Linked DNA regions of Mus musculus: regions 1, 2, 3, 4, 5 and 6 are each linked to region 7. Evidence: chromatin loops called from intact Hi-C (ENCODE). Cell type or tissue: left cerebral cortex. All regions are shown on one strand. Region 1 overlaps Xpr1 (xenotropic and polytropic retrovirus receptor 1). Region 2 overlaps Xpr1 (xenotropic and polytropic retrovirus receptor 1). Region 3 has its middle 10 kb from the start of Gm5532. Region 4 has its middle 37 kb from the start of Gm5532. Region 5 overlaps Xpr1 (xenotropic and polytropic retrovirus receptor 1). Region 6 has its middle 2.8 kb from the start of Gm5532. Region 7 holds the start of Xpr1 (xenotropic and polytropic retrovirus receptor 1).

Evidence for each region. Peaks named below come from ENCODE experiments on the same cell type or tissue, not always from the same donor. Only the 100,000 strongest peaks of a DNase experiment are listed, where the experiment ranks them.
Region 1: it touches region 7 in a loop (2.6-fold over the local background); 14 of 42 quality-filtered maps call a loop at or near these places.
Region 2: a loop joins it to region 7, with 5 times the contacts of the local background. A loop is called at or near these places in 14 of 42 quality-filtered maps.
Region 3: a loop joins it to region 7, with 2.0 times the contacts of the local background. A loop is called at or near these places in 7 of 42 quality-filtered maps.
Region 4: a loop joins it to region 7, with 2.1 times the contacts of the local background. A loop is called at or near these places in 6 of 42 quality-filtered maps.
Region 5: it touches region 7 in a loop (2.0-fold over the local background); 6 of 42 quality-filtered maps call a loop at or near these places.
Region 6: a loop joins it to region 7, with 2.6 times the contacts of the local background. A loop is called at or near these places in 13 of 42 quality-filtered maps.

What each region holds. Positions count from the first base shown.
Region 1 is chr1:155,297,710-155,301,709 of GRCm38, reverse strand. All of the region lies in intron 11 of Xpr1 (xenotropic and polytropic retrovirus receptor 1), which reads left to right. Among named protein-coding and RNA genes, the nearest start is that of BC034090, 55 kb to the right of the region's middle. In left cerebral cortex, no CTCF peak of the experiment used is centred here; DNase peaks (open chromatin) are centred at 2,119 and 3,905; H3K27ac peaks cover 675 bases.
Region 2 is chr1:155,291,524-155,295,523 of GRCm38, reverse strand. It overlaps Xpr1 (xenotropic and polytropic retrovirus receptor 1), which reads left to right. Exons shown (of 15, transcript NM_011273.2): 12 at 2,249-2,415. Among named protein-coding and RNA genes, the nearest start is that of BC034090, 49 kb to the right of the region's middle. In left cerebral cortex, a CTCF peak has its summit at 1,948 (motif pointing left); a DNase peak (open chromatin) is centred at 1,920.
Region 3 is chr1:155,514,999-155,518,998 of GRCm38, reverse strand. No RefSeq gene overlaps it. Among named protein-coding and RNA genes, the nearest start is that of Gm5532, 10 kb to the left of the region's middle. In left cerebral cortex, a CTCF peak has its summit at 2,201 (motif pointing right); DNase peaks (open chromatin) are centred at 1,755 and 2,218.
Region 4 is chr1:155,487,932-155,491,931 of GRCm38, reverse strand. No RefSeq gene overlaps it. Among named protein-coding and RNA genes, the nearest start is that of Gm5532, 37 kb to the left of the region's middle. In left cerebral cortex, no CTCF peak of the experiment used is centred here; DNase peaks (open chromatin) are centred at 494 and 2,465.
Region 5 is chr1:155,345,861-155,349,860 of GRCm38, reverse strand. All of the region lies in intron 2 of Xpr1 (xenotropic and polytropic retrovirus receptor 1), which reads left to right. It also overlaps the pseudogene Gm17974. Among named protein-coding and RNA genes, the nearest start is that of Xpr1, 70 kb to the left of the region's middle. In left cerebral cortex, no CTCF peak of the experiment used is centred here; no DNase peak of the experiment used is centred here.
Region 6 is chr1:155,527,934-155,531,933 of GRCm38, reverse strand. No RefSeq gene overlaps it. Among named protein-coding and RNA genes, the nearest start is that of Gm5532, 2.8 kb to the right of the region's middle. In left cerebral cortex, no CTCF peak of the experiment used is centred here; DNase peaks (open chromatin) are centred at 2,488 and 3,954; H3K4me3 peaks cover 311 bases.
Region 7 is chr1:155,414,485-155,418,484 of GRCm38, reverse strand. It overlaps Xpr1 (xenotropic and polytropic retrovirus receptor 1), which reads left to right and starts at 1,041. Exons shown (of 15, transcript NM_011273.2): 1 at 1,041-1,319. The coding sequence starts at 1,251. In left cerebral cortex, a CTCF peak has its summit at 1,523; DNase peaks (open chromatin) are centred at 1,027, 1,741 and 2,904; H3K4me3 peaks cover 2,869 bases; H3K27ac peaks cover 1,423 bases.

The DNA of each region.
Region 1 (4,000 bases), 120 kb after region 7:
AGGACAGGGGAACGCCAGGGCCAAGAGGTGGGGAGGATGGGAGGGGAGAGGGTTTGGGTGACTTTCGGGGTAACATTGGAAATGTAAATGAAGAAAATACCGAATTTTTAAAAAAAGAAAAAAAAAGATCTTAAAGTATCTGTGATACTTTATTGCTCAGAAGTTGTTAAGATTTTTGATGCTTAAAAAAAGCAAAGGTGAAAATTATTTGAATTCAACTTATACAATGTGTGATTGGAGAGAAAGTTGAGACTTGGTAGAACTTTAAATTTTCGTTTTAGTCTATACATATAACTTTATATTGATGCTATCAGCAAAAAAAATGAATTTATTGTATTGATGTATTTTTAGCGGAAAAAAAGGGGCAGAAAGAAATAATAAGCAGTCAAATAGACTATGAGGCCTTATTTCTACTATATGTGAGGAGATTGTTTATGAATCTCTTCCGGTTGTCTTTATAGTTCTCCATCGTTAGAATACTCATCAGCTGTCATTGCCACATCTAAATCCACACAAAACTTGGTAATTGAAATAACTGTAATTTGTTCTTGCTGGAGCCTCTTTGGTCAGCTGGAAACTGACTGGAGTGGGTTGAGCTCATCAGTAGAACTGCTTCTGCCCTGTTTTATCCGTGCTTAGCTCTTACTGTCAGTTGGGAGTGGGGCCGGTCCATGTGTGTTCATTCTGGAGCCCCACCTCATGAAGCAAGCCGTTCCCCACGCAGCTCTGAGGAAAGCAAGTCCCATGGCACAATGCATTTAAAGCCTCTTTTTCTGCCAAAGAAAATCACCCAGCAGGTCCAGAGAAAGCCTGTCCTGTCTAACACTAAAGCCGATCACCAAACCCAACATCACTGAGGCAAAGAATACTCCTGCCTTGGAAATGGACAGCTGAAGGGAATGATATTTCAGCTGCAACCTAACCACTACATGGAAAACAATTCAAATTGACTCCTTAATTGGCAAAGGACCTAAACATAATTATGCAGAATAAATACATAAACAGTGTTTCAGTTCACTAGTAGCAGAGTAATTCAAGCTAAAGTAATATTTGGTGAGTGATGGTGTTCAGTGCGAATAAAGGTACAGGGCAGTGAGCATTCACTCTCAGGCAATTGTTAATTTTGCTTAAGTGTCTTAAAAATACATCTTTTAGCAAGGTGTGGTAGTTCATGTCTTTAATCCCAGCACTTAAGAGGCAGAGGCAGGTGCGTCTCTGAGATGACAAGGTATATTTATCAGAAGATACACCTATTTCCTGCTTCCATGTCCTAATCACCACATCCACTGAATGCCAAGCCAGGAACTTGCCTGTCACACTAACAGCCACAGCATTGGTTCAAGCAGTGTGGAGTCAGCTCCAATATGAAAAGAAGTTCCCCCTCTGCCAGAAAAGAAAACTTACCTGAGTTAGAGGAAAACAGAAACATTAATGCTGTTTTAAGTGGGAATGCTTTAGCTAGCATGTTTAATGTGCTTAGCATTATGTTCTTTTTAAATTTTTATTTCATTATGTTATGTATGTAATGGGGCTGCGTGTGTGCGCCATTGTGTGTGTGTGTGATATGAGAAGACAACTGTGTGCATTCTGTTTTCTCCTCCCTTTATGTGGGCTCTGGGCATCAAGCTCAGGCAGTCGGCTTGCACAGCAAGTGCTTTTGCCTACCAAGTGTCTCATTGACCAGAGCAGGGCTCTTTTTCTATAGCCTTAATTCACTTCTTAAGAAATATCAGGGGGCTAGAGAGATGGCTCAGTTGTTAAGAGCACTGGTTGCTTTTCCAGTGGACCCTGGTTTGATTCCCAGCCTCCTATATGGCCACTCAACAGTTTGTAACTCCAGTTCCAAGGTATCCTATCTCCTAGCTTCCAGGGCACCAGGCACACAGCTGATACACAGACATTCAAGCAAGTGAAACATAGATACACATAAAACAACCACAACAAAACATACATACATACATACATACATACATACATACATACATACACATTATATATATTTATGTATGCATATTGGTGTAAAGGTGCCAGATTCTTGCGTTACTGGAGTTGCAGACCGTTGTGAGCTGCTATGTGAGTTAAACCCTGGTCGTCTGGAGGAACAGCCAACGCTCTTAACATCTGAGCCATCTGTCCAGCCCCAAATAAAATATACTTTAAAGGAAGTGTTGGAAAAATTCAGAAGTTGGGTACTATGCTAGTAAACAAGATATGTCATCTATATATGTCTTAGAGTGTAGTGGAATGCACACACATAGCACACACTCATGCTGGGGATTTAACCCAAAGCCTTGAACATGCTAAGCCTACTCTATTTATACTGCAATACAACCTTGGCTTCTTCAGTGATACTTTGAATAGGACACAGTATATGATTTTCATCAAAATTTTGAAAGAATTCTTGTTTCATACAGTAAAATAGTGCTTCTATTCTATTAGTGGAAAAGAAAATAAAAATCTACTCATCACCGAAATATTTCATTGACACACAGTTGTTTGCATTTGAGTCAGGTGGGCTTCTCAGTGCTTAATACATATTTTTTTAATGGTTTTGAAAGAGACCCTAGAGCATATTTTCTTTAAAGGCAAAATGTATACTTGTTTATCCAAGGGAAGTCAACACTTAGCAAATAAGGTGGAGCATTAGAGCCTACTACATGTTTCATTGCTGGTACAGAAAGACTAAAGCAAAGAAAAGTGACACAAAGTCCGGAATCTGCTGCGCCCGGTCCTTCTTGTCCCTGTCACTTACACACACTGTTCTGCTCCCTTCATCAAGAACTTCACAGCTGGGTGTGGTGGCAGTAATCCCAGCGCTTGAGAGCCTGAGTCAGGAGGATTTTGAGTTTGAGGATAGCCAAGGCTCCACCCCAAGATCCTGTCTCAAACACTTCCCCACCAGATTCCTCCCACTCAAAAATAATAATAATAATAAAACAGAAATCTACTAAAATTTTGATGTTTGTAATTGGTTTTTAAAATCTTCCACTAACTTGCTATTGCCTCCAGTAAGGTTTCACTACCTCCCTCTTGTCAATTTCACCAAGTCCTCTGCCAGAAAGTTATAAAGCAGCAGCTGAGTGAAAATCCCTCGTGTGTTAAGAGCTAGAACATGGGCTCAGGAGTTTAGACAGAATAGGACTGGCTTAATTTGCTCCCTTATTAACTGTGCTACCCTATCTAAATTATAGGTTCATAAGTGTGAAATACCCTTTTCTACCTCTTAAGTTTTCCTGTAAGCTTTAACTTCCGTGTAAGAATCCTGTATCTGATCTCCATGGTATGATAGAAGCATATAAAAAGCACTAGTAAAATACTAGAGAATGTTGACCCTGTGTGTGTCTGCACCATGTGTGAGCTCGTATCCTTGGCGGTCAGAAGAGGGCATAGAACCTCCTGGAACTGGAGTTGTAGGTGGTTGTAAGCAACCATGTGGGTGCTGGGAATTAAACCTGGGTCCTCTGGAAGAACAGCCAGTGCTCTCAACCACTGAGCCAGTCCCAGAAAGGAGTTTTGTCTTAGCACATTTGTGGAGGACTTCAGTAGATCAGAGGTTGCTTCAGTTCGCATTTGTACTCTGCAATGCAATTTGCAAGCACACGTGCCATTTTGCTAGACGGTTTTTTATTGATGTGAAGGTTGAGTCTGGGTCTCACACATGCTGAGCATTGCTCTAGCACAAAGCTACTCCCTTAGCCTCCATATATAGTTTGAAATTATTTTCAGGCATTATCTTTGAAATATTTTTAATGGTACTCCATACTCCTAGAACTTCCCTTTCACTTTAGATATGAGAAGGGCTCAGGGAAGCATGCTCTGAGGTACAAAAGTGTCTTGAATAGAATTGCTGTTTCTCTTTTCCTCTTTTATTCTTAGGCCTACTTAGCCCCGTTTTAGTCTCGTCGATTATGTAAGAGTACGAGTCGTCTGTAACCATAAGGTTGGGAAGTGACTGTGAATTCCAACTCAGATCTTTTAACTTAAAAGCCAGCTATTTTTC
Region 2 (4,000 bases), 120 kb after region 7:
CAGTGACTATAATTTAAACCTGGGTATTGTTTCCTATCCAGACAGAGCCTTTCTGTTCTGTTCTGTTCTCCCCTCCCCTCCCCTCCCCTCCCCTCCCCTCCCCTCCCCTCCCCTCCCCTCCCCTCCCCTCTCCTCTCTGGCTCCTTCTTTCTTCTTCCTCCTCCTCTTCTGTTTTCCTCCTTTTTTGATAGATCCTATTAGAGTTACTTGCCTTTCCCTCCTACTGACTGTCTAAAAGAAGCTAAACAAATGATATGCTGGTGTATATTTATTTAATAAACCATCTCTTGAGTGGGAATATAGATTGGAGACACTGGGTTTTAGTGTTTCTTTTTTTGTTGTTTTTTGTTTGTTTGTTTGTTTTTGTTTTTCAAGACAGGGTTTCTCTGTGTAGCCCTGGCTGTCCTGGAACTCACTTTGTAGACCAGGCTGGCCTCGAACTCAGAAATCCGCCTGCCTCTGCCTCCCAAGTGCTGGGATTAAAGGCGGTTTTAGTGTTTCTTGATTTAAATATTGCCATCAGGCCCAATTTTATGCTACTGACTGTTGAATGTGGAGTTGAAAAAAGATGTACAGTAGACCAGCATTGTACAGTGTTTCTGTCATGCAGATAGAATGTATACAACCTCTAAAGGGTGGAGAAGAACAGAGTTTAACATAAAGAAGTGATAAATTCTGAGTGTCCATTATTTTAACATATTCCTAATTATAAGTTTATATGACTTACCATTTAACAATGATTGTTTCAGCAAACAGTTATGTATCTTATGAGCTGAGACATACTGACTCCAGTTGTTCTAGACCTATAAGTATCAGTTCTTTTCTGACTATGCAATTCTGGTGTCAATAAATATCTGAACCTTTAATTTACGAAAATACAGAGCTGATCCTAAGGCCCAAGAAGGCATTCTGAAGGCAAGTCCATGTCTTTTCCAGTGTCATTTCAAGTTGTCACAAACTGTCTTCTGTGCTGCTTATATCTTACAAATCCCAGATGTAAACAACGTTTTAAACAGAACACACTTAAATACCTAAAGCCTTTTCAAAAATGTCTTCAGCCTTGAATGACCTCACTTTATCCGCCTAGCTTTTGCACCACTGTTTATTTCTTTTTCTAGAAATATCACAAATGCTACGGATGTTCATTTCCCTCTGTGGGAAACCCCCATTCTCCTTGATGTTTTTCAGCTCCTTGTTCTTTATTTGAACTCCGCTCTACTCCTGTAGCACGTCTGTCACTCAGTAAATTATCAGTTACCTTCGGATCATTCCATACTCAACTCATTAATAACTTTAAAATGATTGATAAATACTTGTTTATTTTAATAGGACAAGTTATGGAGAATGCATGAGACAATCTGAGAATCTGACCAAAATTTAAATTTTTTGAAGTTAGATCATGTACACCATTATTTTCCCTGATAATTCAGAACCAGATTATTGGTTATCTAGCCATATCTTGAAACTGGAGAACATCATGGGAACGCAGGGAGTTACCAAAGGAGGATTTCAGAGAGCAAACAGGGCACTTAAAACCAAAAATATTAAATTGTATAACTATATTTACAATTTATTTTTATTCTGATTTAATGTGCTCTGTTGTGTTCTCAGAATAAAACCAAACTTTCCAGCATAAAGACAAATTAGCCTTTGTATGAGTGATGTCTCTGGGGAGAAATAAATAAATAAATAGATAAGCAAGCCATCAAGGTCTGTAGCCCGAGGGAAGCTGGTTTCCATAAAGATCAAGGGCAAGTTCCTCTTCACAGCCTCTGTGTGTTCCTGACACATTCTCTGGAGTTGTCTGCGCCTGAACAATAAGCATTGCTGAGATCATGGGATGCTCTAAAGTAAAAAGCAGCCCAGGAGTTCCTGGAGAGAGAGTGGTGTGGGTTCTTTGTGATGGTTCTGTCTGTTTCACCCTATCTTTTACCCTAGGCTGCCACCTAATGGTAGGAGTTTAAATGACATGTTTAGAACATCCAAAGAGTACATTGGAATGTTATAAACTCGTAGTAAACATTTGTATAATTTTGTAACTATTAGTTCAGTGATTGTTTTTGTACCTCAGGGAAATTATATTTGTTATTAACCTTCGTTAGACAATGATTCTAAGGATGTTTATTTTAACAGTTTGATTTTTTATGGGCACTATGAAGAATCCATCTTTAATTGGTCTTACTTAGGAACTTTTGTTCAATCTAGTAATCTTCTCTTTCCTTTTTGTTCTTCCCTCCTCTTTCTCCAGAACAAAATCACTCTGACACCGTGGTGTTCTTTTACCTGTGGGTCTTCTTTTGTATCATCAGTTCCTGCTATACCCTCATCTGGGATCTCAAGATGGACTGGGGTCTCTTTGATAAGAATGCAGGAGAAAACACTTTCCTCCGGGAAGAAATTGTATACCCTCAAAAAGTATGTATGGAATGTTCACACTTAAGGAAAAAATCAAAATCTTAGATATATCTGTAGTTAGGTCATACAGCAGTACTGACCCAAGATCTAGTTATATTAACTAACATGATTACAAAATAATTATCCAAAATACCAATCTAGTCCACAAAAAATTTTATCTTGTTTGCTATATGGTAGATACAGTGGGACATTTGTTAGAAGCGGGTGCCAACCCAATCAGCGTGGGAGTGTATGTTTGTGTGTGTGTGTGTGTGTGTGTGTGTGTGTGGGTGTGTGTGTGTGGGTGTGTGTGTGTGTGTACTGGATATAATATATTTTCTATATTATATATTATTTTAGAATTTTACTGGCATATTAGAATACAGGGTTATGAGAAGCTGAATTTTAAATTAAAAAACAAAAGTATCCTTACACAGATGATTTAGTAAAGGTAAATGCTATTAGATCTTGAAAATATTAAGCAATGGACTGGGAATCTAGCTGTCTGTATCCAATCTCAGCTTACCACCAACTAAGCCATTTAGTCAGCTAGACTGCAGGAGATTCTCAAAGGTAAGGGTGTTAGAGTACATTAGCTCTTGATATGTTCTTTGGCCTAAAGTTCTGCTGTGGATAACGTTGATATCAAGTTAATAATTTTTTAAACATTTATTTATTTGTTTTATGTACATGAGTACACTGTGGATGTTTACAGGCACACCAAAAGAGGGCATCAGATCCCATTATAGATGGTTGTGAGCCACCATTTGTTTTCTGGGAATTGAACTCAGGACCTCTGGAAGAGCAGTCAGTGCTCTAAACAACTGAGCCATCTTTCTAGACCTGAGTTAATAATGTTTTAACCTATACCTAAATGTCACCATTATATCAAATTTGTGTTTTGAAAAGTATGTGATTGAGCAGCATTGAGTAGAGAAGGCAGCGTGTAAGGACTGAAGCAAAGCGAGTATGCAGAATGTGCATGCGTGAGGTGACTTTGGGTGAGCTCTTGCATGAAAGTGAGGATCTTGATGTGAAAGTTTAGAAAATATCGGTGGTGGCGCACGCCTTTAATCCTAGCACTTGGGAGGCAGAGGCAGGCGGATTTCTGAGTTCGAGGCCAGCCAAGCAGGTGCAGACTCAGAGTTCTAGTACCCTAGTACCCTAGTACCATTTTAAAGAAAGAGAAGAGGGTCAGGGAAAGCTGCTCTGTGTTCTCCACGTGTGTGTTTCATGACTGTGGAATACATTTGTTTCCTGTGCTGACTGCTCAAGTTCAGTGTCTCTTTATAAGTGGTAGTCTGTTTTCTGCCATAGACTTCTCAGTTATTGGCGTCCATGTAGTGAGATTAGTCAGTAGAATCTTTCAGCCAGTTTCTTTATTATCACATAGTTTAATGCTCTAGAAAATAAAGTGTACTTTCTTGAATTATAATTGCAAATGTATAAGAAAAAAGTGAAGAAGCCATTTGTGAAGTCCAATGAATCTTCCTTATGAAATCCTGTTACAGTCCTCATACAGTTTCTGCCTGTCTTCTCTCAGTGGGAAATCTAGGTTGAAGGTGTATGTGTGTAATGAAACTAGGACGGGAACCATGAAAGGGTT
Region 3 (4,000 bases), 100 kb before region 7:
TCTAGAATTCTCAGTACATGAAGTCTGACAACTTGAGTTAGTACCAACTCTCACCTCTCTGCATGTGCCGTATGGTGTGTGTGCAGACTACACAAAGGTAAATAAAATTTTAAGAAGAGAAAAATCAAATATTCTGTGAAGGATCTTCCTGTTTCAGATGTTAAGTAAGTTATGATTTCCTTTTTGCCATTTGGATTTTATTTTTTATTTATTTTCACCCTGCTGGTGATTAAACTAAGGAGCTCTTGTATGCTAGGCAAGTGCTGAACCATCAAGCTATACCCCCAACCCCAAGTGATGTGTTAATACCTGCTCAACTTGACCAGATGATATAGCTCCATTGTGACAGGGCAAACCAGTGTAAGAGATTCATCCACCTTGAATTCTTGCTGAGACCATGTTAGATTTGGCTATAATTTGCTCTTGATGAGAAGCCCTGTGGAAAATTACCCAACTCTATTCTAGGGACCCAAGGTCACGATGCCCCAACTACCTTATCTAAGCTTCTGCCAAACTGCCTGCTTGTACAAACCCCCCTCTCCAGCTAACTGCTTATCTTAGCTTCTGTTAAACTGCTTGCCTGGGTAAAACTTCTCCTTCAGCTGCTGAGAGAGATGCCAGGTTTTTTTGCCTTTAAAAACATACTCTAAACACTAGATGCTACACGTGGGTCCTGAATACCTGAGTATTAGTCCCAGCTGGCTGGAATTAAGACTTTGAATTGGCTATAAACTGTATCTGAGTAGTCATTGCTGGTGGGCTCCCCATAACACCATGTCTCAAATATCAAGGATGAAAAATAATAAGCCACCATTTATTGTTTATCCTATTCCAGTGATGAAGATAATGACCTTATAGAGACAGAGGTTGGACACCTGGCTAGTCAGGGACAGACCTGGCATTTAACTCAGCCCTGATAATCTGGCTCCAAAGCCCACAACCCTCATGTTTGTACACACACACACAACACACACACACACACACACACACACACACACACACACACACACACACACACACTTTCTCCTTTACAAGAGGAATCTGGAAAGCACACCAGCTTCATAAACTTATTTAAACCAGGTTTGGTGGGCACAAAAGGAGATGTTAGTCTTGATAAATGAAAGAGCGTCAAGTTTGCTCTGGGTTACCTTGAATTTTTCTCTCAAGGCTACTTGAAGACAGCAATCTCTCCCAGGTCCGTTAAGTGAGCAACAGAGATGGGGTTCAAGCTGAAGAGGCTGCCCCAGGGTTCTCATGCCTTTGCCAGTCACGCATGCCCACATCCAAGACTTGTAAGGGAGAAAAGATGTGTGCAGTGTGACCCAGTCTGGACCTTTGACATCTCCATTATCCAGTTGGCAGCCACCTTTCTTTCTCAGCTGCGTGGCTGTCTGGAAACCCTCATGTACCTTGCTGTATTTCTCAGTGTTCAAATGTATGCCACCTCTCCGACTCCTCTCTCTAATTTTCCTCCTGACAGACCTGTCTCTTTACTATAATAAATCCAGTCCACATCTCAGCATCCTAGAAATTGATTTCGTTGTCTGGCGAGGCATGAGAAATTTGTGCTTGAGGATAAGGGTCACTGAAAGAAAATTTAAATGTTTAAAATTAGATGACAAGAAATCACACATATTTCCAAAGGAGGCAGTCCTAATGGTTTTCTGAATGCACAAATGATAGCTTTTGCAAAGCTTTTAAAGTGCTTTCCTGCTAGCTCTGAAGGACCGGGGATTTGTTTTCTTTGAGGTTTTTAATGGAATTGCAACATTTCATTGTGCTCACCGGAGCAGTGAACTGAATATAAAGTGGCAGGCATTAAAAAGAAAGCCAGCGATCTGGAGCCCAATTTGCATGAAACACGTTATTATTTTCTGTTTTTCCTCTATGGTATTTAAATGCCCTTATAGGAAATGAAGGTGACTTCTCCTTAGGTCCATCCATCTTTCCTTCCTTCCTTCCTTCCTTCCTTCCTTCCTTCCTTCCTTCCTTCCTTCCTTCCTTCCTTCCTTCCTTCCTTCCTTCCCTCCCTCCCTCCCTCCCTCTCTCCCTCCCTCCCTCTCTCCCTCTCTCCCTCCCTCCCTCCCTCTCTCCTTCCTTCCTTCCCCTCCCCCACTTCTTTCTCTGCAGGTCTTGCTACCTGGTGGCCCCCTGCTACCACCACCTTCCGTGTCATACCCCGATTGCCACTAGGGGGCAGTCTGATGCCTCCTTCCCTTCTCATCGCCATTTTCTCTGCCTTCTCCACACAGGATTCGGAGGTTGTTGACCTGGTTTTTGGTGTCTTTTGTAACAGAATGCTCATTATTAATCTCAGCAGTCTCCTACAAAGAAAACGAAAGGTCTCATCCTTAACGTACGCAATAACACATCCTGCTGGAGTATCAAGGCTTAGAGGCAGGTAGGCAGTTAAGGCAGCCCACGAAGATCACATTTTTTTTTTTTTTAAGGACAACTTGGCTTGGGAAGAGAAGTTCCATGTTTAAATCTCATATGGTTCAGAAACAGCAGCTTCTCTGATTCTCTGGCCAGCTCTCTTTTCTGTAATCACCCTGGAATAAGATCCAGTCTTTATTTTGAAAGATGACCACATTTTAATGAAGATATCGAAATGACAAATAGCGGCAAAAAATAATTTAATAGAAAAAGGAAATCACATAATCACATTTCTTTTCCGTTTTCAACTCATTGTAATGGGTTCAATATTAAGGAAGGACAAAAAGCATAATCCTCTTTCAAAGTTTAATATAAATCCATTTAAACACAGGAAGAAACAGCTTGCCGAATCCTTTCCCGCTCTTCCATCCTCACTAGGCAATTTAATTAATGGGCAAACAGCCTGATGGTGGATTTTTCTGATACAATGGCATGGAATGAATAAGATCCATCTTTGCACATAACTCTTTGGCACACCACCCTGGCTGTGTTACAGAAACAGAACCGAGTCATATGGTTCCTGGAAAGTAATTATTTGGCAGGAACCTACCCTTGGATGAAGCCACGTAGAGAAAGTACTCAGGTGGTCTCACTTGTGCCAGGCCTGGGGTGAATGGCAGAGAGTGTGCATTGAAGGTATATGTGATGGTTTAATGTGTCTGAGAAGGGGAGGGAGGACATGTAAAGGGAACACAGACCTCATAGAGCAAGGCTGTATATCATCACTACTGCCTCGATTAAAGACAATCTATTCCAACAATTCATTCACTAGCCATCACATGCCACTGATTACTGTGTGTCTACTGAGCAAAGAGGTTTGCCTATGAGCATAAAAGATAGACTTTTTAAAGAATTAAAAGGGGGTGGGGTGGGGTGGGCTATGCCTTTGGTAAGTGTCCATCTCAAATTTGGAAGTTTTGGGGGGAGTTGTTTTTTAGAAGTTGCTTAATAGATGAATATTGCACTTCTACCTTGTTCAGTGGGATCAGCTGCCAAGCTTCAAGGCTCCAAGTGCAACACGGATATATTATAGTGTTGAGAAGTAGCTTTTGGATGCCAACTAATTGGTAACATGATAAAGGTTATACAGATGGTACAAAAGAGACAAGGTGTTAGGGGTACTGTTTGGATCAACTGAAGAAGAGTTTAAGGAATTTTCAGGAAGCGTTTCCAGGAATCCTAAAAAGACCTGGCCAGGTGAGAAATCCCACCTCAGACTCTGGGTGAATGGAGTTTGCTTTGTTTGCATCTTTGACCCCTGAGACCTGCACCGCTAACTACATCCCAGTGTCTCTGCAAAGGGCTAGGCCAAGTAAGAGCCTCACGCCCAGATGGTGATGTATAAAATGACAACATGGCTGTGGCTTCTACAGTCCTGTCTACTCCTGGCTATTGGCAGGAGCAACTCCATGGAACTTCTGAAGGGTCCAGAGATTTCCTTCTCAAAGGAAACCATTTGCAGGTGACTGAAGGCTCTTGGTTGTGCTCACACTTCCCATACATGCCACCAACACACCAAGCTTTCACTGTAGGACAGAGCTCTACTCGACTCTGCTAAAAGCTT
Region 4 (4,000 bases), 73 kb before region 7:
GACGTGGTCCCTGAAGCCCATGAATCTTACCGTCAAGTCATGAATAATTGAAAAGGAGAAGACTGTGAAAGAAAATGGGGTTAGAAATATTTGAATAAAACGAGGATGGGCCCGAGGCACCCCGGGCGTTTGTTCAGTGCTTTTTTTTCAATGTAGCATTTCACAATGCCAACACGCAACGCCCTGACCTCTGTCAGGTGCAAGGCCACGCACACTAATTCCACGAGCAAACAATAGACAAGGACAAATGGAGCCATTTCTTACACCCGACTGTTTACACAGCACCTATCAATCTGTTCAGAAATCCTCCTGTCGTTGACAACTGTGTGTGTGTGGGGGGGGTGAGCGGGGGGGGGATTGTTGTTGGGGAGGGGGGTAGATGCGCAAGAGCAGTGCGTCTAAGTGGGTCACACAAGCTGGGTTGCAGGCAGGTTCGGTGTGTGCAGCTTCCTGCCGCTTTGCATGCTGAGTCTTGAGCCTGTGCCCAGAGGCAGGGGTTTCTTTCCCTAGCTCTCCTCTTGGAACAATGATTTTTTTTAAATCTTTTTAAAGATATAATAAAGAGGGTTTGCATTGAATTATTAAACAATGGACATTACAGGATGTTTTCCTTAATCTTGATACTTCCGGCTTTCACTAAGCAGAGCTTTCCTGTGCCGAAGCAAAGCTGTGTATAACACAGTGCAGCAGACCGTGCAGGAAGATTGTATTTTATACGCTTTTAAAACCCTGTGCTGTTTGATAAACTTTTAATTCTCTCTCTCTCTCTCTCTCTCTCTCTCTCTCTCTCTCTCTCTCTCTCTCTCTCTCTCTCTCTCTCTCTCTCTCTCTCTCTCTCTCCCTCCCTCTCTCTTTCTCTCTCTCTCTCTCTCCCGCCCCCCTTTTTTTGTTTTTTCCAGACAGGATTAACTTTTTAACTTTTAATTATCTTAGGCCCTCTTTTCACTCCCTGGAATTCAATGGGGATCATAGGGGGTGGGGGTGGGGGTCCAAAAGCACAGCAAAAGAAAACATTGTTTTGTTTTTAGACCGAGCCTGTAGCCACCTTCTCCTTCTGCCTGGGGATGCTAGGCTATGCACATGTGGGCAAACACCCACCTCTCCACCTCCAGCCCCCCCCCCCCCAATCATCTCTAAATGGTAATATTAACACTCGCCATGCTTGCTCGCTCGTTGGGTAACTTTCCATCAGCATTTCAGTTGTAAACATTTTCTTTGTGAAATAAAATATGAGACAGGGCCAATAAAGTAATGAGATGGCTTTTAAATAAATAGGACAAGAATTTCTGCAGCAAATAAGCACAGGGCCTTGAAATGGCCTTGTTGGGGGAGCCGGAGAGCAAGGTGTGTTTCCAGGGTTAGTGTTGTTGCTCAAGAACAATTGTGGGGAGCTCCTTAGGGTGGTCCCCCCCCCAAATAAAACCTGAATGTTGGAGACAGATGACTTGTGGCAAGCCGGATTTAGCCTGTTTTGGTTTTGTTTGCTGTTTACTGCCTGGACCAAGTTGTTCAACCTCCTTCTGAGCCTGAGTGTTCCTATCTGGAAAGGGCGAAAAGGAGGCTGGAGTTGAAGCTCATTTGGTGGAGAACACGCCTAGCCTGCACAAAGCCGGGTCTGCTCTCCAGCACCTCATAGAACAGAGCACAGAGTTGCACACTGCATGCAGGGGGTGTGACTAGGAGGATGAAAACTCAAGGTCGTCCTTGGCTATAGAGAGAGCTCGGGTCCAGCCTCTCACAGGGCTTTATAGGGCTGTATCTTGAGAGAAAAGAGGAGAAATAAGCATAAAACGATGGCAAGGTGTCTGCACTTCCCAAGGAGGCCCACTAAGTTGTTATTAGTGTCAGTTCTGAGTTGCACTGAAAGATCTTCAAGAGCGATTTTTAAAAAAAAAAAATCAAAATCTTTTAAAGTCAAATTAGGAGTATAAAAATGGATAATAAAGGGTTGACGATCCTAGTTTGGGTAGGGGAAAATCGTTTCCATAGACACAAGGTTAAAATTATAAGCAGTTTATTACATGACTCCGGAGTTAACTCCAAGAGGTATTTCCAAAAGATGCCCAAGGACTACACTGGGCTTGGATTCCATAAAGGTTTATCAGGTAGCCACCTAGAAACAGATTCTATTCCTTTGAATGTTTAAGCCGATTGGTAGAATTAGAGAAAATCTCCATGCTTTCTGTCATGCCACATACATGAGCCCTACAAACAGTGTTTAATGTTCACGAGTCATGTTAATGTCTAGATGCACACATTCCTTCTCGGGATGGTGGTATGTAGTAACCAGAGGTACTTTTTCTCCTTTCTTAATCCCCCCCCCCTTTGATTTCCGAACCTTTGTCATCGATGTAGGAAAACAGACTTGTCTCTGCTACCAGACGCTTCCATGATCATTGCAGTTTCAAAGGCTTTCGAGTTCCCATTTTTCTCATCTCACCCCAGATGCCTGGCATACGCCGTAGCAGCAGAAACAAAATCTGTTGCGTTTTTGGAACATTATTAATGCTTAAACAGCCCAAGAACTGCAGTAGCAGAGAGAGAGGTGGGGGGGGGGGGGAGAAAAGGAAGGAAAGGAGGGGGAAGGAGGGAGAGAGAAAGGAGAGTCACTTCTCTTCACACATTTTTTTTCAATCCAGAAAGCAAAGAGAACTTTGTCCGGAGACATCACTAAACGAGTTCCAATTCACCAATTTCTCTTGGCTTACCTCCCCAACACCCCAGCCTAGACAGCACTACATCCACAGTACATGCAGAAATCCTGTGTTTGTGTTGAACTCCACCCTTCCTCCCATTAACAGCATCAGAAAGGGAGCTGGCAAGGGGCAAAATCATCTGTTATTGTCTCTGAGTGGATTTTAAAATTGTTCTCCCTGGAGGGCGGGGTAAGGGATTGTCTCCTAGGTTTTTAAGATGTTCATCTAACCAAAAACATTTTATGCCTGTAAGCAATGTGCGATTCAGCATGTCTAGCAATTCACAGGTTTTAACGGAGAAGAGAGGGCAATGTGAATATCCACGCTGTGTCTCAGCTTTGAAACCTTCCAGTCTCACCCTGAAGCCAGACACAAAGGAGCACTTGAAGACAGTGGATTGTAAAAGCCACTCTCTCGTTTCTGGGACTTGATGACATCTCTCTGGGCATAGCAAGTGTGAGATCACAAATGGAGATGCTTGGAGCTCAGTGGAAGAAAGGCCTGTCCGGCACGGGCAATTTATTTCTCCAATAAAATTGTCATTTCTGCACACTGCACGAGCTGCTCTTCCCGAGGACCGAGTGGGTTCAGGTGGTACAGTCAGGAAATTGGTTCTAGGCGAACCAGGCAAGAAAGTAGGCCTGTTGTGATAACATGAGCCCCATCTGTTACTGTTAGAGTCTTTATAACCTGACTACAAACAAAGGAAGATGGCCAGTGTGAATCCCATGATGCTGACTTAGAGTTAAAGACACAGTTGTGAACTCTTGATTTTTAAAATGTAAATAGACAAATTAATGCAGGTTTATGTTTGTGCGTATGCCTTGATCTATACCTATTCACACACATGTCTGTTTTAACGTATGTACGTTTCAAGCTCTGTGTATACATATGGACTAGATGTAGAGACGCTGACATGGCAATGGGAATACCTTGAATTCGCATCTCACCTAAAAAAATCCTTCTCTAATCAAAGGAACCAGGGTGCCTTCAAGACCTGGTGGATTCTAGGGTGTGGTAGGCTCAAAATAAATAAGCCCACTCATAAATCTCCTAACTCCTGGAATCTATGGAGGTTACCTTATTTGTACACATCTCTGCAGATGTGATTCAGTTAAAGGTCTTAGGTTGTAGAGATTAGCTTGGGTTACTCCTTGTAAGAAAGAAACAGGGAGATTACAGACGTAAGGTTAGATGGCAGTGTGGCTGAGATTGGAGCAGTTCCACCACGAGCCTTGGACGCCAGCGTCTGTCTGCTGGCAGGAACAGGTTCTCTCCTAGACCCCGAGGAGGGAGCAGCGTCC
Region 5 (4,000 bases), 69 kb after region 7:
CCCAGGTACTGCATTAAAAGATTAAACGACTTCTTTGGTATAAAATTAAAATCTTCCCAAGAGTGGTTGTAAAGCACTTATTACATGGTGAATTTTGAGCAGTGGTGGTTGTTTGCCTTGATTGGTATTCTTAAAAAGCATGGCAGGCTAGATGAAAAATTGTCTGTCACCCACAAATGTGAAGTAGCTATAACAGTTGTACAAATGTAGAACTCAGACTCTGTGTATTAGCATAATTGACTGCTTAACCCAGAGTAAAGGGAACTCTCCAGCAGCGTTCTCTCAAGAATTCTTCATCTGATCTCTATTTTTTTTGCACACTTTATTTTTTTCCTGTTATGTTAATGTTAGTCAGCATAGGGTATATTGATGTCTTACCAAGATTTGTACTTTTTTCACGCTAGCTCTCTTTGAATTGAGCTTAGGGTTTGTGTGTGGGGTTGTGACTAATTTTTGAGCTTAGGACACATCTGACTCATTAAGTCTGCTCAGGCTGCTATTACAGAAGGCTAGGTGGTATAAGCAAAGGACATTTACTATGTCATCGTTCTAAAGGCTCAAAGATCAAGATCAAAATACTGCGAGGCTCGGATTCTGGTGAAGCTTCTTGGCTTCCAGAAACAGCCCGGAACATTGCTTTTTCACCGGGTGATGGGGGAAGGAGGGAGTTTTCCGGTGCCTTTTCCTTCTTGTAAGAGTATCAGTCCTAGGGCTGAGGAGATAGCTCAGAGGTTAAGAGTGCATACTTCTCTTGGAGAGCACCTGATTGTTGGACATACGTTGGACATACGGAGTAACGATAGAAACTTACTCGGTTGCTTTGGTCCTGGACATCTTACCTTTTTTGTTTAAGGTCTTTCAGACAACATTGGATAACATCTTTAGAAAGAATGAAAATTTCAGATTCTTCAGGCTCTTTGGGGGCTTTATCCACCTGGGCACAGTCCTAGGATAGCTTTTTCTCCTATTTTTGTTTTTATTTTTTAACAATAATTAAGTTAAGAACACTCAGTTGACATCCACAAACAGATTTGTGCTTGCTCTTTCCAGTTCTTCTTGGTCTATTTCAAAAATGCCCGTCTCGGCAGCAGGCACACTCTGCTGTGGGTCAGGACACCCTGACTCATGGGAAAACTATGTTTGTCATTCCCACCATTGATTTGGACCACACAACCCATCCAGTCTTCAGCCAGAACATCAGCAATTAATTCTGTGGCCATTCGCTTTTCATAGATAGTACAAAGCTTGTGTTCTTGGTCCTCTTTAATGAGTTTCTGGTGGTTGTTAGCTGGGAAGGAGCTACTCAGCCTTATCTGACACAACTGACCAAAAGTCATATATACTTAAAAATTACTGCTATGGTGTAACTACTGGACCCCATTTGTCTTCTCTTTTACTATTAAAAAATAATGGTGAATGAAATCCGTACAGATAACATTATTTTGTGCAGATTCTTTTAGAGTGTTTTTTCTATGAGTAGGATTGAGCATACTGAACATTTTGATAACTACTGCCAAACTATCTTCCTAAAGAGACTACAGATTCACATAGCTATCGACAGGGAGCGAGAGTGTTGATTTACCCTTATCATTGCCAAAGCGATATTACTATTTTAAAATCATTCCCAATCTGACAGTGAAATTTCATTCTATATTTTAGATCTTGAATTTATTTGGAATTTTAATGTTGAGCCTCCTTTCAATTTTTTTTTTGTGGCCGCTTGTCATTTTTTATGAATTGCTTTAATTGGCCCATTTTATTAAGGAATAAAGAATAATTTTAATATTGACTTATAAACATTTTCTAAAATAAATTTTGCTTGGGATTTGGGGATCTGAATTCAAGTGTTCTTACTTGCCAAACCATTTCCCCACTCTGAGTGTAAATTTTGAATATAAATCTTTTATCAAGTGCTGCATATAAAATTCCCTCTCCCACTTCTTTTTTGACTGCACTTATGGCATTTTTAAAGAGAAATACTTCATTTTGTAGATGGGTTAATCATTTATTTATGGTTTCCATATTTTATGTAGTGTTTATGAGACTTCTGTATAATCCATTCTTTTATGTCCAAGTCTGATTGGGTCTCTGCTCTTTCTGTCTTGTCCTAATCTTCTACCCGTGGTTTGCCGCCAGTTCCCTGTATGGATCAGTCTTTGAATCCTAGAGAACGACAGCAGCGGTGTTCATGGATTTCTTCTGCACAGCTGCCCTTGCTGTTGTCCCTTACGGTGTCTCCTCTTTACTCTCAGCTCTGACTTCCCTGTGTTGATGAAACCTTACAGTATTCTGTTATGATTCATGGCAGTTAAGTTGTATGTGAATAGAGATAACAGACTGCTGGTATTTTAGATGAAGTAGCTGTTGAAGTAAAAAAGCAGAATGTTCACATTAATGCATAGATGGATGTTTTTGTTTCTAAGTCCTTGGCAATATTTTACATAGTTGATATTCCTGAATATGTAACTTCTATATAAACTTTAATGTGTTTATGATTATTCTTAAGAATAGAAGCTATATTTAAATTATCTTGCTGGACTTTGCTACTTTATCTTAATGTTAGTAGAGAAGTACAGGAAATATATATAACCAAGCCCCTCTCTGCTTTGGGGATTTCTTTTTTAACAATAGGTAGTAAAATTAAAATGAAAAATATAGGAAAACAATTTATTGCTCTTATTTTCAATTAGGTGGAGCAAGATGCTATTCTAAGCACAGAATCTGTTACCATGGAATTTCCTTAACTCAGGGCCAGCTTCCTTAAAAAGCTGGGGCCTGCTTTATGCTTTGAAAAGAAAATGATTCTCAGTGGCCTTGAGCAGCTAGCCTTTGTTAAACCTTAATTGCTACATTTACCTGAGAAGTAGTCATCCGTGTATTTTTGAAGAACCAATACAACGACCCACATTGTATGCTTAGACTTAAATTAAATGAATAGATTTGATAACCTTTAAAAGGCTCTTTTGTTATACTTATTTATTTAGGCGGGACATACCTGCCAGCTGTAGAAGGCTTGGGCAGTCTGTTCTCTCTCCACTCTTTGTACTACAGGAACTCTCAGTGTTGGAGGCCAGCACCTCTGCTCATTGAGTGAGGTCAGATATGACAGCCCTTTAAAACTGTTAGGCCCTTTTATCTCTCTTTAAAGTATTTGTATTGCTGAGGTGTATGTATGTGCGTGTGTGTATGTGTTGTGTATGTATCATGTTTCTTAGGGAAATGACATTTCATTTATTTTTTTTTTACACAGGTTGAATATTTAAAGGTTTCTGGGAATGCACTAACATTCTAGGAGTTTGGGGATGGAAAGGAGCCTACTCTTTTTCTATACATCTAAAGTTAAGGTACTCTAGGTCCAAATATGGAAAGTTTCTATATTTTGGTTAACATTTAGAAGTTTAGTCAAATCTTACATGAAAAAAAAAAGGTCTTGGAGGCCCCTGAAGCTCTTTATTCTGCATTTCCAGTAGATTTAATAGTTTGTAGGTTCTAGGACAAAACTCACAAAGTAGATCTAGCCTACAGAAAGACATATATCATTGGCCCACTTGATGTTTTTAAAGTATCTGGATTAATGATATAGATATTTATGATCCCAGAAGACAGAAAGATCTGACAAAGCCATATCGACACACAAAGTGACTAGGTGACATTTCTAGGAGTCACCCTCTGACCTGAAGGTGTCAGCTGTCATTTACCCACTGTACAGGTGACTTGTTTGAGTCATTATGTTACTGGGATGCTTCTGACCAAAACTGTGGACCATTAGACCACACCACCTTCTCTGTACAGCTAAAATAAAAATAAGTGAATGCCGGCATAACATAAAATACAACTTAACCGATTTTCCCGGAAACATGCTGCACTTTCTTTTCTTCATATCTTCATTGCTTTTTTTTTTTCTTCTCTGAAACATTTAATTTTCCTTTTGATTAACTGAATTCTACTCATTTCATCTGCTAGCCCTTGAACCTTCTTGATTAACTGCCTCCAGAAGTCT
Region 6 (4,000 bases), 110 kb before region 7:
AGGTGACCATCCATCGGCCTTTGGGATAGCAAGCTAGGGAATGCTAACAAATGTTGTCAAAACAGCAGTGGCTGGAAGAAGCAATGGACGATTTCCTTCTGTTGGTTATAAGGTGTCTCAGCTCCACCTCCACCTTGATTCTGGAGTTCTAACTGCCAGGACTGTGAGGCAGTTTCTGTTGTTCAAAGCTATTCAGTTTGTGTCGTGTGTCCCACCCTTGGGACAGTAGTCATCTTCGTCCCACATGTTCTGCTGCCTCTGTCTGGCTCACTCCCGGGGTTCATCAGAGAACATCTCCATCAGGATATACTGAAAGCAGCTCTTCTTGGGGTAGAACCTGTAAATCCAATCCAAATATTAGCCGGGCTGGTTCCTTTTGCCTTCCACTGCACCTGTGTCTGCTATGAGGCAGGACAGGGATAAACAGTGGGGGGACTCTGAAGGGGTTGACACAAAGAGATCGATGGTTAATTATAAAGAGTAAAATGATCATTAGAGGAAAAGCACAAAGAACATGAGACCTAAAAAGAAAAAAAGGAAACGGAGCCCGGGAGCGAAAAGTAGGATGACAAGAAAACGTGGCAGACTCGGAAGGGGCTGCACTCACCGTTAGCAGAGGCCATTTCTGGGCTCCCTGGCAAACAAGCTTCCTCCACATGCTTATGAGACAAGGGGGGGGGGTGAGGGGGAAAGGCTGGGTGCAGTGGGAGCAACTAATAATTAAAGCCAGAGCCCTAAGTGAGCTGGTAGTTGCCCTTGATTGCAAAGAAGGTCTGGGAAGGTATTCGGGAAGGTTATGCTGAGCAGGGTGACATCATGAAGAACAGCTTCGAGTAATGCTGAAAAAAAAAAGCAAGCCTGTGTTAGAACAAGCTTGGACAAAGAGAAAGTGAAAGAAAGAAAGGAAAAAGGAAGAGAGAAAGGCTGGAAGCAGGCTAGAAGGAGGTCTTCCTCAGAGACCCGTTATTCTCGTTATTCTCCTGTGCCCTTTGGTTCCCATTGATTTCGTGATAAATTATGCATGACCATCTCCACTGGCATTCGGACCCGGCAGTGAGAAATGATGGATGTTCTGGTGACCCGCGTAATTTGTTTGGGTTCAAAACAATTGTCTCAGCCTGTTGCTGAAATCGCTTTCACCGTCTCTACCCACAGTTGAAGGGCTGAGCGGGGCCCAGAGGAAGGAGTGACGGCTGAGATTTCAGCACATAGCTCCAGTGGAGCACCTGCCACTACACAGAACACAGAGCTACAAAGCTTTAGTCATCTTTATCAGAGAAGAGTGAGCAGCACTCAGTTCAATCACATCCGGTAGAAGAGATGAACCAGACACACACCGGGTCCTCTGGAGTGGGAGAGAAGAAATGAGGTAGGCTTACTGAGGGAAAGGAACAGAAAGCAAGGCCTGGTCTGAGCCTACCAGCTCTGCTGGCCCTTCTCTGTGGAGGGCTGGGTCGGGCAGCAACAGAGCAGGAGGCTGGGAAGGACGGGGAAGCAAACATGGCCACTAGACAGCCATCACAAGCCATCATGGACTCTGGGCACCAGCAATCAGGCCTCCAAAATCTGAGGGCAAGAAGAAGGTTTAATCACTCACAAAAGTATTGAAAAGAGAAGTTGTTGGCATTTGTATTTGTCTTCTGGTTTTCTGAACATACATGTAATAGTTTCCACGTCCCCCAGTGTCTGGCGTGTCACAGGTTTTGCCTAGCTCTAGAAGGCTGAGGCAGAGAAAAGTTAGGGGCCCTGTCCAAATGCATGCTTAGGTCCCTTCCAACATAGACAGAAGTTGAGCTAGAGAATTAGAATTAGGGAGGGGGAAGAGTAGAAAGAGGACAGGAAAGCTGAGAAGAACAAACATTCGCAAATGAACAAGCAGGAGACGGCCGAAGAAACTCTAGATGCGTCAGACAGGTTTCTGCCCTTGAAGGGCTTCTGTAAGAGGCGGGAAAAGATGAGAGGCAGTAGTTCAAATCTTGCCACTGGCAGAATGTAGAGGGAATCTCTTGTGTACGGTATGGAACTGGGGTACGGCGGAATAGCCCGAGGTGACAGCAGAAGGGGTCACAACCCAGTGTGGAGACCCAGTGTTGCCACCTGACGTGATCTGGGCCTGAGAAGAACAGGGGTCTGGACTCCGGCATAGGAAGCCTGTGTGTAAGGGCACTGCCCTAAAACGGAGCCAAATCTGAGGCAGTAGCTGCACTTGCCGCAGTGGCTGGGCCGCGACTCGGTGAGTTACTCGGTGAGTGTTTGGGCTGCCCCTCCGGGAGAGTCGTTGCAGCCCGGGGCACAGAAATATTTGGAACACCTTAGAGTCTGTCCCATCTGGAGCCAGAGTACTTTTGTGCTGTTGTTAATCTGCACCCTATCTGCATCTGAGGCTGGGGACCTGAGGATCCTCCTGTCCCAGGGAGGAAGAGCAGGCCATAGAGCCACCGTGGACAGTGTGGTTGGCTTTACAAACATGCCGGGTACGGACTAATTAAAATGTGCTACACCAGCTCTGGGTGAGTCACCTAATGTAATCAGAAGTGACAAACTGCTCCTGGCATAGAGCCCACGACAGCCTTTCTGTCCATTTGCAGCCCTGGGTTGATTAGCTCAGTAACTAACAGTGTTTCAGGATTGTATTTTTCTTTCTACCTGTGACAGTGTAAATGTGATAGGTTCCATTTCTCTTCCAGATCCTCTTGCCTTTGCTGGTCTCTGTTGCTGTCTGTGGTACATCCATCACTCCCAGGTTTCAAATCCTGCTTCCTGCTCCATCTCTTCCTCCTCCAGCCTCCCCCCTCTCCTGCCCCCCCCCCCTTAAGCACAAGCAAAGCCCAGACATTGCCTGTCTCCTCTCCGTAGTAGAGCAGCGCTAACACAAAGCAGTTGTACGTAGCAGACTTTTCCAAAGATGTTGTGGCTAATGAGAACAGACAGAGCTATTATTGCCTAGAGCAGGAAATCATTTCAAGTTTAACATCAGATGTTATTGTTCCTAGAAACGCGTTGGCCATTCCTTCTGTGAAGAATCTCTGCCTGTTTGTGTCCCTCCTTGGCATCCCCAGGGCACTCTGAAGCCAAAGCTGTCTAAAAGGAGATCAAGAAATATCCCATCTGTCTATATGGATGGAGCTATTATTTATTAAGAGCCAGGGACTCTCCTAACCACGTACTGTATCTTTCTGAATACTCTGTATGCTTTCCCGTGGGACTCGTTTTTTTTGTGTGCAGTCTCCTGTGGGAGTTTTTTTGTTGTTGTTTGTTTTGTTTTCTTTGAGGAAACGTGAGAGTTGGGATCTGAACCCTGCTCCTTCTTCTCCAAGCCCGTGTTTCTAATTGCTATGCAGCTGCCCTGTACCGCCCCACACACTCCTTAGATCATCAGAATTCAGATCTGTTACTTACCCCTTAACTCAGCAAAGTTTTCTGTAGAGTCAGGCAAAAATTCCCCTAACATTTTCTCCCATGCAATTGAATCCTTTGCTCTGGCAAATCCCCCTCCCCCTCCCCCTCCCCCTCCCCAAGAGAACTTTCCTGTCCGCTCTGATCTCCTTCCCAGAGGCGCCTCACTGACTCTTCTAGATAACATTTTGCTGTCTCTGTCCCTACTCCCCTTTCTCCTACTGTCAGCTCACCTAAGGAAAGAGCCTCATTTTATCCTGGGAACTAGAGTCTGTTCATTTGTTCTACCCCTCTTTGAGGCAGGTGAACCCAGCAGGCAACAACACACCGCATCTCTCAGGTATTTCTCCCACAGTTGGGAGCAGGAGAGCGCTGGAGCTAACGCTGTATTTTCTTCCTCTTATCTCCTCTGCCTTCTCAAAGCTGGGCTTGGCATTCCATTAAGCCAGGACAGTCTGCCTTCCTGTGTCCTCATAATTCTAAATTATGTCCTTGCCATTGACTGGGATAATAGCCCCAGATAAGAGGGAGCTTTTGCATGACCTTGGCTCTGACAGACGCTCACGAGAACCAAGTCTGTATAAACCTGAGGGGAGAAATGACA
Region 7 (4,000 bases):
AAACCTTATTAGAAAGGGGAATTTAGAGGAAGGGAAGGAGGAAAAACATATGGCGTTTTGAAGTATGTGTGTGTGTGTGTGTGTGTGTGTGTGTGTTGGGAAGTCAACAGGGATCTATATTGTCACAGGTACAATACTTCCTTAGCAAACCTTTGAGTCTCATCAAAGTTGTAAGAGTTAAAGAGGATAAAGTTACATGTAAGGAGTTTAGAACAGTGCTTGGTACAGGGACAAGAATAGACACACTTAAAAAGAGAGTCAGCTACTATGTTATCCAGGGCTCCACCATCCAAGGTGAGACCTGGGCTTTTCCCTCAGATAAGTCCTTCAGGGCAGTCACTCTCACATGGAATATGGTACTTTGCTGCCTCTGTGGTATCTTTCCAGAGGTCAGCCTGGATACAGGACTGTCACACAGGGACTGGGTGAGGAGAGGATTCTCTTTCTTCTCAGCATTGTTTTCCCTCTCAAGTTTGCCCCCCACTCCCAGTCAGCTGTATCACAAAGTGTCAATCCTGGTTTGTATCTAGATGTTTTGGCCTTTCTGGTAGCACTAGGACTAATTAGACAATTACATTGAGATACAGAAGCAGCACAAACTTTCTGGCACTGACATTTTAAATTGAAAGCAAGCATTTATTGAGCATCTACAGCATGCAAATACAGTTCCCTTAAATACAATTGGCTCTTAACTGTTTCAACTACTCAATTTGGACCACTGCTGATTTATCTTTAAGGGTTTTATGAAGAATCAATATTAAAATGGAAATAATATTTGCACAGTTCTCTGCAAATATCAGCGTCTTGTGTGGATTATTGTTGCTCCAGTACCAATATTAATTGCAGTAGCAACATTGTTGTTTTTCCCAGGCAGAGTGTAGAAAGCAGCTGTAGGCAGACTGGAGGCAGGCGGAAGAGGTCAGGGGAGGTGCCTTCCCACGTCCGGCCCAAAGGGGCGGAGCAAGAAGGAAAGCCCCTGAGGCCACGCCCCACCCCGCCCCCTCCGTCGGAGCGGCGTAGGCGGTTACCATGGCGATGACGTCTAGAGGGCGGGGCGGGGCGGGGCTATGGAGAGGAGGAGGAAGATGGCGGGAGGGCGGCTCTGAGGAGACCTCGGCGGCGGCGGAGGAGGAGAGAAGCGCAGCTTCGCGCAGCGCCGGGGCCCATGTGGGGAGGAGTCGGAGTCGCTGTTGCCGCCGCCGCCGCCTGTAGCTGCCAGAGCCGGGTGGGAGTGAGGGGGACGCGGCAGGATGAAGTTCGCCGAGCACCTCTCCGCGCACATCACTCCCGAGTGGAGGAAGCAGTACATCCAGTATGAGGTACCTGGGGCTGCTGTGGTTGGGGCGGGCTCGGAGGGGCTGTCATCTCCCTAGCTGCGACCTCCGCCGCTGCCTTGAGCTCCCCGGCCCGGGCGGACTTTGACCCACCGCCGCGGGGAGCCACTGCGGCATCCCCGGCGCTGCTGGCCCCCGGCGGCCAGGCCGTCCTTCCCCTCCCCCGCAGCCCTCTGCCGCCGGGGTAACGGATATGCAGGCGGCGGCGAGAGGAAGGGCACTGCCGGGCTGGGGCTGGGGAATGGTGGTGGGAGGCCAAGCCGCAGGTGCGACGGCGGCCCGGGGTCGCGGCGGTTCGGCGCCACCCCCTCCCCACTCACCCTGACCTCCGGTCCCCACCGCCAGAGATCACCCCCTCTGCCAAGGTTAGGTGCTTCTCGCTGCTCACCTCTCGCCAGAGAATCGAGCTCTTGCAAGATAAACCCCTCCAGCGATTGCCTTCAGTCCACCCAGCCCCGTCGGCTTACCTCCACTTGCTCACTGTTGACAAAGGCTTTGTAACAGGATTGAAACTTGGTGAAATGTGTATCGCCTAATGCAGTGGTTATAGTTTTCAAAAGCATTGAGCCAATAGTTCTGTTTTGATAAGGAGACGGTTGTCTCTGTCTTTGTACTGACTGCACGAACTATACAGAATAATCACATCTTTGGCTTTTCACTCTTCTCTGGTTTTGGAATGGAGGGAAGAGAAAGGAGGGAAGAGAATTATTTAAAATTTCAGGTTTTCTGCTAAGTTTTTGGTAGGGAGAAAAATCACTGTATTGTGAATACAGTACCTTACTTGTGTATTGCACGAGACATGTTCCTCCTTTCAGTTTCTTCCTCTTGCAAGGCTTTTGGAGGGTTTTTAAATACATGTTTTAAGGAACCTTGCATCAATATTGGGAAAAGTAAAGACAGTGCAAACCACTCATATACTTAAAAGGTAGGATACCTGAAAGGCATTTATTTATTTATTTATTTATTTATTTATTTATTTATTTATTTATTTATTTATTTATTTGAAGCTTGCAATAGGTTATTCTCAGAAGCTAGTAGTTCAGCTCCTGGAGAGAGAAAAGACAGCGGGTCTGTAACCTCCAGGAATTCACATCTATGGTATGAGCAGGAACAAAGAGTATAAAATCAATAGGAACATGCACACACATACTAGCTAGGTTTTATGGATTAAAATATTTTGGATTTCCTTTTTAACTTTTATATGAATTTAGTGATAGGATGTTTAGGCAACAGCAGTCAGTCATTTATTCATATAGCCTGTGTAATAATTGAAGACCAGGGAAAGGGATAGTTAGGTTAAATAGAATCTTGAAGATTGTAAAATAAGTTTGTTTGTAATATATTGTATTTAATGGCAGAAACGAATGGCTCATTACTAATACTCTCTTGTCAGTTTCCTTGTAACCTTCCTCTGCCGCATTCTGGAAGAAAAGGTCCTAACAGTTCAGGCTGTGGAGTTGTTGATTTATTGTTTGTAATAACATTCAGTCAGTTTTAAAGCCTTGGCTAGAATCCAGATGGTGGGTTCCACTGAAAGAAGGGCACTGGGTTTTCATCTTCCTCCTACCACTTTGAGCACCGCTGCCAGCTCTTCCCAGAGGTTAGTGCTGTAGCATGCTGGAGAGCTTATTACTGTACAGTATGGGGTGCTTGCTTTTGGTCAGAGGAACCGGACTTGGATATATCCCTGTGATATATATCTAAGTATTTTAACTTTGACTATTTTATAGAATTAATGTGGACTATCTTGGACTAGAAGGGGAAGCCTGATATAGTTTAAAAATTCGATTAACCCTTGATTTGTAATGTCAGCTTTGTGGCTGGAGTATCCACGGTGACTCGAGACTCCTCAATGTACACAGTCTATTTGGTTACTATTATTTCTAAATGGTTACTCTAGATTGGTCACAGTGGGACAGAATTCCTGTGCTTCTGAGTGACTGCATTATCTTTCTCAGACCAATTATAAATGACTTTTTGAAAAATTCATTTATTGTAGATAATTGAAATTTGATTCTACAGAGATTCCCCTACTATGTAGCTCCTACCTCAGTAATTTCATCGTTCCATAGGCAAGATGAAAAATAAGGGGCCTTTTTTCTTTGTAAGTTGGAAGCATTAAAGACATTTGCATGGGATTGCAGTCTTTGTGTTGTGTATTATTTCAAAGACTTGGTGCTATTCCTTTAAAAATAGCATAAAGGTATGAGTAAGAATTTTTAAGATCTGGAAATGTTAGAATGTTAGCTACTTTAAAACATCAGGGAAGAGACCCTGTTTCCTTCCTCCACCCCCCCCAAAAAAAAACAGGGATAAAAGGTATCTATATTTAAAAGTTAGCTTTTGCTAGGGGAAAAGACCTTCACTTAATTTTTTGTAATATGTATTTTTACATAGTTGAAAATGATGCTCTCTAAAACAGTTATCAGAACAGACTTGGATTTTTCAAGCCTTGGTGATGAAATTTTGATGTATTACCCTTAGTTCAAGCCTAGGTTGCCTTCTAGTGCCCTGAGCCAGCATGCACTGGTCAGCTTCTTTGTTTACGTCCGTTTATTAAATATTACTTGAATCAGGAGGAGCTTCAGATAGGAACTGATTATTTTGTTTATATCTATAATTCTATGCACCATTTAATTATATGTAATAGTATGGATGCTTGGCTG